Linked DNA regions of Mus musculus: region 1 is linked to region 2. The links are chromatin contacts, found by Hi-C in ENCODE. All regions are on one chromosome and are shown on one strand. The core of a region is the stretch at or near the end of the contact, and the rest is flanking DNA. Distances in the headings are between cores, read along the strand shown.

The links. A loop is a pair of places that touch in the nucleus more often than their neighbours do.
Region 1: a loop to region 2 is called in a map of left cerebral cortex, with 2.7 times the contacts of the local background. The contact joins the enhancer-like site here to the promoter of Rhcg in region 2. A Hi-C loop is called at or near these places in 8 of 37 maps with a recorded cell type or tissue (adrenal gland, heart and left cerebral cortex).

Annotation. Positions count from the first base shown.
Region 1 is chr7:79,776,975-79,783,160 of GRCm38, forward strand. It overlaps Wdr93 (WD repeat domain 93), which reads left to right. Exons shown (of 18, transcript NM_001381990.1): 17 at 139-331. Among named protein-coding and RNA genes, the nearest start is that of Mesp1, 14 kb to the right of the region's middle. Within about 2 kb of position 4,222, at least 1 of the 3 ENCODE cell types and tissues checked has a DNase peak (open chromatin) inside an H3K27ac peak, as active enhancers do; it is heart, where a contact is called at or near this core.
Region 2 is chr7:79,612,397-79,618,952 of GRCm38, forward strand. Rhcg (Rhesus blood group-associated C glycoprotein) reads right to left here and starts at 5,261. Exons shown (of 11, transcript NM_019799.3): 1 at 4,944-5,261. The coding sequence starts at 5,130.

The DNA of each region.
Region 1 (6,186 bases), core at 2,972-5,471, 160 kb after region 2:
CTGGGTAATTAAGTAATTCCCTCCCAGCTCAAGCCAGATGAGGTGGCCTCCATACACAGAGAGCAGGCCCACACCCCGAGGACCCTAGCCCCATGGAGAAAGCAGGACACTGAGCACAGCGATCTCCTTTCCTCACAGGAGCCCATCCACATGGTCAGACCACGTCTACTGAAGATCCCAAGAAGAGCACAGATTCTGTTTTCTATTTTAATTTTGAGGACTACCTGCTCTTGAAAGATATCTCCAAAAAGTGTACCATTTCTCAAATGGCTGTGAACTTCTCCCAGATGTTGCCAGTGGAGAAAAGATGTGAGCAGGTCTTCCAGAAGAGGTAAGAGCCCTCCCATTGCATGGTTGTGTCTGGGTGAGCCATCACTGAGTGTGGTTTCTGGCTAAGAGCCTTTCTATACCTAATTGCTGCTAACTGAAGGACTTTACCACATGAGTCTTATCCTACTCTGTGAGCTCCAGGCCGAGGAGAAGCCCCCAAAAACCAATGTGGAGACTGTAGAGGTAGTTCAGCAGCTAAGAGAAGGGGCTGTTCTTTTAAGAGGACCTAGGTTCGATTCCCATCACTTACATGGTAGCTCACAGCCATCCTGGAACTAGAGTTTCAGGAGATTTGACACCTTCCTCTGGTCTTCCCTGGTCTCAGGCATGCACACAGTGCACAGATGTATACACAGGTAAAACCCCTACATGTTGTGGGTACAGACTCAAAGACCAAATTGAGAATCTGTATTAAGCCTAGAAAAAACCACTTCTCACAAAGCAGTCTTGAACACATTTTACAGGGAGCGTTTGTAGAGGGATGTAAAGCAAGCAAGCGAGCAGGCAAGCAAGCAAGCAAGTGAGTGAGCAAGCAAGTGAGTGAGCAAGCGAGTGAGCGAGCAGTTTAACAGAAGCCCAAAAATGCAGTTAGCGGGGCCTTTCAACTCAACCCCAAGTTTCTGAAACAGAGTTGGATACTTTCTCATGGTGCTTTTCACAGCAAGGGGGCAAAAAGGGTGGGTTCTGTTTCAGGTTAAACCGATGATGGCTCCTGCTGAGACAAGACAGAGAAATATTTCACCTGTTGCTCTATACACATAAAATAAAATAATAAAAAATTATCTTTATAATAAACAAGGTAGATGGCTCTCAAAGAGCATGCATTCATGCCCACGCACCTGTATGAACACAGATACAAGCATACACCACATACAGAAAGAGAAGAAAGGGAAGGGAAGGGGGACAGAGAGGAGGGAGGGCTTTACTCCATTTCCCGCGTGACTGTGGCCATACCTGCTGTTTCTCACTTAGAAAATTAAACTGTTTTCTTGTGCCAGGGCTGTGCTCTAGCGCCTCCTTTTGTATTATAATAATTGTTTTTTTTTATATTCTTAGAGAATGTCATGGGTATACACATTATATTTTAATCATATTCATCTTCCACTGCCTTGCTCCACATCCTCAGACACGCCCTCCCCCACATCCCCATCCAACTTTGTGTACTTTGTTGTTGGTTTTTTAAACCTACTGGGTCCAGTTAGTTCTGCTCATGTGCACATTGCTGTGGAGCCATTTTTTTAGAGCATAGGGAACCTGGCAGAGGCTACATCACAGGAGAAAAAGGACGTTCCCTCCCAGTATCTTCTCAGATGAGGGTGGCCTCTGCACCCTTCTTCACGCACACTGCAGTGCTGATTGGCTTGCTCTGTGCTGTCCCTGTGTATGGAGCCACAGCTGGGGTGAGTTCCTGGGGACAGTGTCCCTGTCACGTCCAGAAGACGGTGTGTTACACTGGTCTCTGGCGCTTGTGAACTTTGCACACTTCTGCCTTGATGTTCCTATGCCGTGGTGGGAAGGGAGTGACAGACATGTGGATTTGGGGCTGAACAGTCCATATTCATGTATGTAGAAGTCAGTTTAATACTATGTCCATTTAGCAATACGGAGTGTTGTTGGGGAGTGGGGGTATCTGGTACTCCTTCTTGACAAACATTTCAAAAGGAGGTATCCCACATCTAGCACTGGGCTCTTGGCCTGAGCACTGTCTATCTGTCCAGAGCCCAGTGATTTTAAATAAAGTCTCACTGGAACACAGCTTCACAGATAATCGGTGGCCGCTTGTGTGTCTCCATGGCAGTGGTTGTAATGGAGAGCCCGTGACTTTTCAGGTATGAGTTGTTTACTCTCTGGCCGTTTATAGGAAATGCCCGTCTGCCACTGATTTCATTCTCTTCTCCGTCGCAGATGGCTATTGCGGGTGGATGTCTTATCCTTTATTCACTTCACCCTCCCCAACCCTTTGCTTGCTTTCCTTTCTGTTCACAAAGCCCAATGAACAGACGCAGGCTCCCTGAAGGAACAGGAGTCTCACTTCACGGGGCATCTCAGGACGCTATAAATCCTTGACGGTTCCCACAGTGGCCTGGCTGCTTATTTTGGGTGGGAAGAGGTCAACTGTGGGTTGCTCGTCTCATCCCTGGCCTGACTTTCCGGAGCGTCCCAGATGATAGGTTTATCCCCTTCCAAGACTTATCTCATAAAAAGTAGCCTCTGAGCTTCTGTGGTTTCTTCAGTCAGGGGAACACCCATGAGGTTCATCAGAGTCTCTCCCCTTTCTTCATTTAGACCTCTCCCTCAGGAAGTACAATGGCCAAGATATAGAGGTTTAAGACCAGACAGGCCTAGGTGTGAACTTTGACTCTCCCATTTACTAGCTAGGAGACAAAGGCTGGGTCACCCTTTCAGTGCCTGTCCCTAAGCTCACGGATACAGAGCATCTACCACTGCTGAGCCATGTTGCGGGTATTTTGAGTAGGCCTAACTTCTAGGGCTTGTAGGTTTTAGGTAAGATAATAAATACCAAGTGCCAGACATAGTGTGTGTCTTAGTGTTCTATTGCTGTAAGAGACCATGACTAAGGCAAGTCTTATAAAGGGAAGCATTTAACTGGGGGCTGGCTTACAGTTCCAGAGGCTTAGTCCATTATCATCATGGCAGAGAGCATGGAGACAGGCAGGTGTAGTTGGATAAATAGACAAGAGCTACATCTTGATCGCCAAGGGGAAAAAGAGACGAACGAGACACAGAGAGAGACAGACAGTCAGAGAGGAGTGAGGGTCTGGTGTGGGGTTCTGAAACCTCAGAGTCCACTCACAGTGACATACTTTCTCCAACAAGACCACACCTCCACATTTTTCTAATCTTTTCAAATAGTATCACTCCCTGGTGACTAAGCCTTCAAATCTCTGAGCCTGTGGAGGCCACCCTTATTCAAACATGGACAGACATGTGGATTTGGGGCTGAACAGTCCATATTCATGTATGTAGAAGTCAGTTTAATACTATGTCCATTTAGCAAACTACGGAGGTCAGTGGACTGTTCAGCCCCAAATCCACATGATGTTTAGCCCATCAGTAGGTACGCTGTCCCCTTCTGTTAAAATCAGAATGTCTGAGGGCTGGAGAGATGAGTCAGAGGTTAAGAGCTCTTGCAAAAGACTGGGGTTTGATTCTCAGCACTCACAGGGTGGCTTACAACTGCCTGTAATCCACTTCCAGAGGAAGTGACATTATCTTCTGGCCTCTGGGGCACTGCATGAATGCAGTGAACACACATATATGCAGGCAAAACCCCCATACACATAAAGTGAAATAAATCTAAAACAGTTGAGAGAGAGACAGACGCAGAGAGAGACAGAGAAAGAGACAGACATGTGGGAGCCTGGGGAAATCCTAAATATGACCACTAGGTGGCAGCACAGTTCCCCTCTGCTTTCTATTTCGCAGGGCCAGCCTGCACTTTCCTCTTTGCCTGCTAGGCTAGCCACCACCCCTGAGCTGCACTCCAGCCCCCTGCCTGCTTTGCCCTTCTTTGCTGAGCAACTTAAGAGGCTCTCTGTATCTCACTTGGGGACGTCTGTTGCTTGATCAAGAAAGGAACGCGGTCTCATGGATCTTGGGAGAGGAAGGGACTCTGGAGGAGGGGCTGTTCGGCTGACACTGCGTGGGTCAGAGGTTTGGCAGCAATGCTCAGGAGCATTCTGGACCCTGGGGACCTGCGCTTCAGATAAATGTAGGGGAAAGTGTCACGATTTCTACACTGTACTTCCAAATGACTCAGGAGCGTATTTATAGAGACAGAAAGTAAAAATGGTAAGAGATGGTGAAATCCAGGGAAATGTTTATAGAGAGCCCAAGGGAACTAGAGCTGAGGTCAGCGAATGTGGGTGAAGGGCCATCGGACTCTGCACCCTTTTAACAGGCATGGAAGTTTTCAAAAGAAAAAGACAGGGAGAACTGATAAGCCATGACGATAGTCCCATCCTGGTTTTGAGTCAGGAAGAAGATGGGGGTGTGTATTTGTGGGACATGGGTACAGTGGGGCGGTGAGCAGGTGTGGTGGTTTTCCTTGTGTTTTCCTGTAGCTTTCCCACAGAACACCGCCATTGTTTTGGCAAACAGACTGCAAACAGTAGTGGAGTGCTTCCCAAGGCCATGGTCTGAGCTTGCTTTTGCTCCTGGAGTGGGCGGGGCTCTGTGGCCTCCCAGTTTAATCTTGCTTCCTTCCCCATCTTTCTATGCTCAGCCAGCCTTACTCCTTATAGGGTGACATTTCCCACTTTACCCAGAGGTCAGTAACATGACACCTGCCTGTGGGAGTTGACCCAGGGCCCCTGGACCACCAACCAGACCACCGCAGTCTGGGTAACTCACTTCCCTTCACCTTAACCAAGTGATCTTGTCATAGATACCTGATGAGAAGCCAGACATGGTGCCACCGTGCCACCTTAGCACTTGGGGTGCTGAGGCAGAAAGGTGGGGATTTGAGACCAGCCTAGCAAATGTAGCAAAACATTGTTCCAAAAACAGAAAGAGAATTGTATTTTTAGTGTGTGTGTATACATATTTATAAAACTTTGGAAAACATGAATATGCAAAAAAGTAAATTTAAATAACCCATACTCCCACCACCCCCACCCCAAGTCATCAGCACCACCATTGACATTCCTTCCTGGTCACTCAGCCTGGCATTTCACCAAGTTAAGGTCCGGTTTCATGCATGTGCTTGTGTCTGACTTTATATTGCTTCAGCATATGACTTTCTGTAGATGTGTGCATACATGTGCAGGGTCATATGAGGAGACATGTGTGTGGTGTCTATAGAGGCCAGCACCTCCGAGGCTATCCCTTCTTATTTTTAGTTACCGCTTACCTTGGGGACTTCCGGTCGGGTTATTTTGGCTTTTCCGTTTGATTTGTTTGGTTGATTTTGTTGTACTGGTGTGTATGGGTGCATCTACATGTGAGTTCAGTGCCCTGGGAAAGCGGAGTTGATCCCTTGGAGCTGGAGTTACAGGCAGTTGTGAGCCACCCGACTTGGGTGCTGGAAATGAAATGCAGGTCCTCTGCCAAGAGCAGTGCGTGCTCTTAGCCACGGAGACATCTTCAACCCTATTTGTTTGTTTTTGAGACAGAGTCCTTCACTGGCCTGGGGCTTGCCAGGCCGGGCAGGCTAGCTGTCCTCTGAGGCCCCAGGGGTCCTTTGTCCCTTACCTTCCCAGCACTGATCACATTTGTGCACTGTCACTTTACAGATGGAGCTGTCCCCTTAGCCCCTGGTTTTTAGTTTTGAGAGATATCATTATTGTGTCGGTCAACTTCCTGGCACTGTAACAAAATACCTCAGATGATTAACTTGTGAGTAGAAAAGGTTTCTTTGGCTCCTAGCTTTGTAGACTGTAGTTCATGGTCATTGGGCATTACAATGGGGAACACGGGACAGGATAAGACAGCCCTGCATGACAGACATTTTAGGCAAAAAGAGTAGGAAGAAAGGGCTTATACAGGGGGCTTCCTGCCCATGCCATGCCTGGAAACACCATGATTGATTAGCCAATACCAAAGGTTCCTACGTATCATGCCATTATAAAATTCACCTCTCCTGTCATCATTACCAGCTGGGTCATTATGAATGCTGTCTTTTTTTTTTTTTTTTTTTTTTGAGACAGGGTTTCTTTGTGTAGCCCTGGCTATCCTGGAACTCACTCTGTAGACCAGGCTGACCTCGAACTCAGAAATTCACCTGCCTCTGCCTCCCGGGTGCTGGGATTAAAGGCATGCACCGCCACGCCCGGCCCGGCCTTTTTAAAACTCTTAATGCCAAGCTACTGTTCCTTTCTTTCTTTTTTTCTTTTT
Region 2 (6,556 bases), core at 4,011-6,510:
CCGAATGCCACAAAGGAGCCATGCAGACAAGGAGGAGAGGGGCACCAGGGCACACAACACACATTGAAGCTGCCTTTGGTGTCGCTGCGTCCCAGGCATGAGAAACCCTGGCTTTTCCTCTTTCTGCCCCATCTGTCCCCCTTACCCTACTCCCTTGGGTGACCTGACCTTCTCTGTCCCTCTCTAGAGATGTAGCTTCCCCTCCTTGGGTCCCCTTTCTCTTCCAAATTGGTCCTGAATCAGCACTGAAACCATCCATCCATCAAGTCCTGTTTCCTAAGGTTCCGTGCTAACTGAAGAGGCAGTCATTCAGGCAGTCATTATGTGGGAATTTGGTCTGTATGACTTCACACAGGCAGCTAGCCCAGGAGGTTCTGCGGGGCGCTTCTAATGAGGGAACCCATCAAAGACCTGGCACAGGCTGTTGCTCATAAGTGAGCAGGTGTTTCTCTTTTTCTCTGTCAGGAGTGACCAGGAGCAGGTGACTTGCTACATGCAGGTAAGTGTTAGTTGGCCCTCTGCTGCTCTTCCCAGCGTAGGGCAACTCTTTCCCAAGGTCTAATGAGACAGCTCTGCACACTAGTGGCCAACTATGTTAACTTCCACCAGAGGGCGCCACTACATAGCTGTTCCCATTCTCCCCCTCATTGCTCCTCTGTAACTCCTCAGATGAGAACCCCAATACCTCCCCCCCCCGACCCCCATCCGACCGTCCTTTCTGTGTGGTGCCCCTCCCCCAGCCACAAGGTGTTCAACCAAAGTTCACAGTAAAGTTTCCCACTCGGGAGATTCGATGAAGCCCCTGTCCCCACTTCTACTGTATCAGCACACTAAGGGTGGTGCACTGTAGGGACTGGACCTCCCCTTCCATGTCCCAGAGGGCAGCCAAGCCTCTCAAGTTTTGTGGGATGACAACGACAACGACAATAACAATGATGGTGGCGATTGTGGGTAAGTGCCAAGGTCAGACGACAACATTTGGAGTTGGTTCTCTCCTTCCATCGTGGGTCACAGGGATCAAACTCAAGTTCTTGGCCCTGTGCCCCAGCTGAACCATTTCGCCTACCCCTTGCTTGTTTTCTTAGACGCCGGTTGACAGCTGCCTACTTCGCCCTACACCTGCACTGCACAGTGTCCTGGTGGGGGCAGCAATGCCACAGTCAACTCCAGAAAGCAGGCAGGCTGTGCAGTCGAAGGGTTTGGCGTCAACCCTGCCAACTGTCCGTCCTAGGGACAGTGACCAGTGCCACAGCACTGGGCTCCCTCATCCACATTTTCTTCCACTAGAAAATGAAGAGAATACATTTCCTGCTTGATAGCAGGCAGGCAGCATGAAGGAGCGTAAAACCTACGCTAGCTCTAGCCAGTCCCAGGGACATACTTCCCAGCCACGTCTCTAGCCAGATGCTGGGCCTCCATTTAAACACCACAGTGTGTTGACTCCCTTCTGGAGGCCCATGACAGTATTTACTAAGAAGCCACATCCTAAAAACCTTGAATCCTCTTAGACACTCTATGCAGCATAGTCCCACTCTACAGAAGGGCAGACTGAGGCTATGGGTTAGGGCATTGAGTGATAGATCTAACCCAGATACTTCACTGCAAGGCTCACTACCAGTCTATGCTCTCCACTTGTTCCAGTTAAACCAGTCCTGATGGGATGGGACTGAGTCTGAGGACCAGGCAACCCCAGAGGCTCTGGCCTCAGGAAACAGACCCTTAATTGTGTGGAATCTGAGCATTCTCTGCTCCAGGCTCTCTCCTAAAACAAGTCTGCACCCTCTCTTGGTGTGCTTGGTAGCTTCTAGGGTCAGGACTTGGTGGCCCTCCTTGGGCCAGCTTCTGCAGCCATAGCCCATGGTCACTACGCCAGCTAGAAGGAAGTTTTCCATCCAGCAGCTGACCTGGCTGCTGTGGTTCTCCAAGGGCATCAGGGTACATCCCGAGGTAGCTCTGGGTCTGCTGTCTGTGAAGAGCTGTGGCCGGCCTGGGTGCTGACCTCAGGCCCTCTTGAGTCCTTGTGCTGGCCTACTCTGGAAACCAGAGATGCCCAGCAGGCTCCACGAATCCCCTGGGTAGGAATGAGGCCCCACAGCTCACCCTGCATAGGTGCTGATGGCTGCAAGCCAAGAACTAGAAGCACCACAGGGGCCTGCCCTGTCCTACACCCTTGGGAATTACCGGATCATGCAGAAACCAGGGCCTGGAGACCCCCCTGACCAGGAACTTTCATTCTCCTAACTACAGTCACCATGATCAAGGGGGTTCAAAGAGTGGTGCTGGGGAGAGGGAAAGGATAGGATATGGGGGGTCACTCAAGAGGATGGGCTCAGACCCCAGGATGAGCTCACTCTCCTATTGAGTGACTTGTGTGAGACACGTCTGGTACATGGGTTTAGTTTTCTCATCTGTGAAATGGGCATGGGGAGTAGCAATGTCTCCCCTTAGGGATGGTAGAGATGATCAAGGAGAGAGCCCATGCTTGGTTACAGGTACTTCAGTCCTTCCTGTCCTTGCCAAGGAACACCGAGGCCAAGGTTACCTCCCACTTCCTGCTTGCATGCAAGTGCTCCCCCATATCTGTAGGAATTAGTGACAAGGGCAACTGGGGGGCGGGTGCATCCTTGGTGGTTAGGGCTCTCAGAGAAGAGAGCATGCTCCTCCTTCTCTCAGGCCATTCTGAGCCTCTTACCCCACTTCCCAGGCTTCCCTTTCAGAGGTCCCTTGGCTGCCCTGCCCCCTCCGCAGCAACCAGAACTCCCCAGTGTCAGAGACTGGCTGTCTGCTCAGAGCACCAGCATCAGCACCACTGGCCTTGGGTGGTATGAGAAGCAGAGCTGTGTTCCCAATAAATCTAGGAGTCCTTGAGGACCAGAGACCCAGGGTGCACAACTTGTTAGTTCAGAGGGACCAGAAACCCTAATTCACGGGGACGGTCAGGGTTTATGTCTTGGTCCTGACTCATTGCTGCCAGCATCCCTTGGTCATGTCAATAAATGCTAATGGAGTGACAGAAAAGAAGACAAGTGGCTACGATGGAGGGACAGGATAGGAGCTGGGGAGACTGAAGACCACATCCCTTCTTAAGGGACATTAGGTTTTATAGCTTTCCATTGTGGGGTCTTGATGACTATCTACCAAAAAAGATAAAAGAACTACAAACACCTACGGAAGCCTTGCCCTTTCCTGAGGGGCTGACTCTGGTGCCCAGATGTGAGCAAAACAGCTGGAGAGTCAAGAATGAATCCTGCCAGGCATGGTGGCACACACCTTTAATCCCAGCACTTGGGAGGCAGAGGCAGGCGAATTTCTGAGTTCGAGGCCAGCCTGGTCTACAAAGTGAGTTCCAGGTCAGCCAGGGCTACATAGAGAAACCCTGTCTTGGAAAACCAAAAAAAAAAAAAAAAAAAGAAGAATACTAAGCTCGCCTGCTTCCCCGCTCGCTTACCAGGTCCTCACCCAGAAGGGGAAAGTTTGGCAACATGAAAAGCGGGTTTGCACTATGGATTCTGAAACTACAGATGCCGAGACCTCTTTTGAAACACACAGCCCTGAATTGAGCCCCTTTATTTCCAGAAACAGAGAATGCTCCGCTGCTGAGCATACAAGCCACAGAGGGAACAAAGGTTGATATAGGCAGCTGCTGGAGAGAAAACCTTCAGAGTTCCCTCAAAAAAAAATTCAATGGCCCATGACTGCATGAGCACCAACTGGTAGAGGAATTGTCATTGGCTGCTAGTGGACAAAGTGGAAACTCTCAGAAAGCACAAGGGCAATGACTGGGTCCTGGGCTGGGAGTCCAAGGTTAGGCTGCCTGGAGTGACCTTGGGCTGCTCATAAGCTCCCAGAGATGCCTAAAGTCTTAAGGTGCCTGTGTGTAGTGCTCTTGTGATTGACTGCTTTGTTGTAAAGTGAGGATTGCTCCCAGTCCTGTCCCTCACACCCCTCCTCACACCATCACCCCATAGAGAAGGAAGTTAAGGTTCATTTTGATTGGCACCGGCCTGAGACCGCCCACCCTGAAGCAGCAGAGCCACGATAGAAGAGAGGTTTGTCACTTAAGGGCCATATTCTTCTTCATCGTCTTTTAAAAATCTGTTAGAGTGTTTTACCTGAATGCTTGACATGTGTGCCTGGTGCCCAGGGAGGGCAAAAGAGGGCATCAGATTCCCTGGAACTGGAGTTATAGATGGTTGTGAGCAACCATTTAAGGGCTAAGAATCAAACCCCTGGTCTTCTGGAAAAGTAGCCAATGCTCTTAACTGTTGAGCCATCTCTCCAGCCCCTACAGCCATATTCTTAGCCATAGCTTCATAGCTTCACGGATGCAGAAAAATCCCAGGAAAAGGAAGGGTGGCCACTGGCTTTTTCCCAAACCCTGGGACCTTGTGGCCCAGCACCACCTCTGGTCCCACACACAGTCTCAGTATCAGAAGTGGAGAGCTATCATGCCATCATTGTGATCCCTGACATCTATCTATATGTGAGGTGTGTGCAAGCCAGATCACCTGCTACTTAGGTGGTAAAGGTGGAATTCTGGCTTTTGACGACACCAAGTAGGCCAGGGACACAGGAGGCATCTGATGGCTGGGAGAGAGATGAAGGTTAAATAAAAAGAAGAAGAAGAAGAAGAAGAAAAAAAAAACTCAAACTAACCAAACAACAATCACAAAATCGGCCCACTTGTTTCAGGTGACTGCCTCTACCAGACTTTCAAAGTGTGAGCACATCTGACCATTTCTCCAGTGACTGGCTCAGGCTGTACCCTGGTGCAGATTCTACCCTGGGACCAGCTGGGAACTGTGGGGCATCATTGGCCCCCTCCATCTCCAGCCTGTCAGAGCCAGGGGCGGACCTAATGCGGAGCCCAGTCAGGCGCCCGCCCAACTAGCTAGGGTCTATCAGGAGACTCCTTAAGTGAATCTGCGGGCCATAGGACTTACTCGGGTAGCGATAGTAAAACTCGTTCTCAACGTCGCTGGAGATGTTCTTGCGCTTCTTCTCCAACCACCAGTGAGCATCGGCTTGGATGTCGTAGCGCACGAACACGCCAAAGAGAACCACCATGGTCACTTGCAGGATCAGGCAGGTGATGGGCAGCCGCCCCCGAAGGTTGGTGTTCCAGGCCATGCTCCGCACTGCTGGCCGCTTGCTCTGAACGCTGGGCTCCGAGACCAGGGAGACGCTTAAAGGACCGGGACACTGGGCGGGGCGGACGCGGAACAGCTGACCATGGTGCCGCCCACGCGCCTCGGGCTCTACCCAACCGGCGAGAGTCCCGCGGGGCCTCCCGAGCCCAGTACCCCTAGAAGGAAAGCTCCAGGTGATGGGAGCAGGGCAGAAGGAAGATGTAGAACGCCCCAACTTCTGCGCGTCCCGTCGATGCCTGGCCTTTCCCGCCCTGTTCGGGTGAACTGGGAGAGAGGATGCTCATCACTCATCCAGATTAGAACAAAGAATTCCCAGACTGGAATCACTATCCCCATCACCCCCCTCCCCTCATCCTTTTTAGGACACACCTTCGGTAATCTAGGCTGGTTTCAAACACTTGGCAATCCTGCCTCAAGCCTCCGACTTGAGCTACCCACCACTTAAGATCCTTTCCTTTTTCAGTTCATGAACTTTAAAGGAGATGAATGAATAGAAAGTAAAGGAAAAAGGAGAGACTGCCCCAGACCCGAGAAGCGTGGGGGGGCGGGTACAGAAAAGCATGAGGAAGAAAATGAAAACCATCAGTTCTATGCCATCTACATGCATTTAGTCTTTCAAGCCTGTCCGAGAGGGCACAGGAATGACCGTTGGAATATTATTCACATACAGCTTGTGCTACTCAACATAAATAGACATCTCCCCAACTCTTTACATCTTTATTTTATTTTATTTATGTCTTCCTTCCTTCCTTCCTTCCTTCCTTCCTTCCTTCCTTCCTTCCTTCCTCCCTTCCTTCCACAAGACAGTGGTACCCCATGCTGGCATAGTGGAGTCTGCAGAGTTCCCCACACAATGATCAATGCTCAGCCACATGTATTACCTATTGGCAAGTAAGGCTGTAAATCTGGCGCCGATGGAAGTACATGGGAAGGAATTCATGGACACATGGAAAGACCTAAGAATCCCTAAGCTTGTGCCACTGATTCCAGACACACTGTCCAACAGTAGGAACTGGCTAGAACACAAGCATCAGTTATCTTGCTTTTTTTTGTTGTTGTTTTTATTTTTTCCCAGACAGGGTTTCTCTGTGTAGCCCTGGCTGTCCTGAAACTCATTCTGTAGACCAGGCTGGCCTCAAACTCAGAAATCTGCCTGCCTCTGCCTCCCAAGTGCTGGGATTAAAGGCGTGCACCACCACTGCCCGGCTCATCTTGCTTTTAAGAAGGATGCTGGACCTGGCAAGATGACTCAGCTGGTAAAGATGCCTGCCATCAAGTCTTGAGTTAGAGCCCTCAGACCCACATGGTGGGAAGAGAGAACCAACTCCCACAAGTTGTTCCCTGGAGGCATGTGTCCACTTGCGTGCAGACACCCGTGGAAGCCAAAGGCATTTGGTCCTGGACCA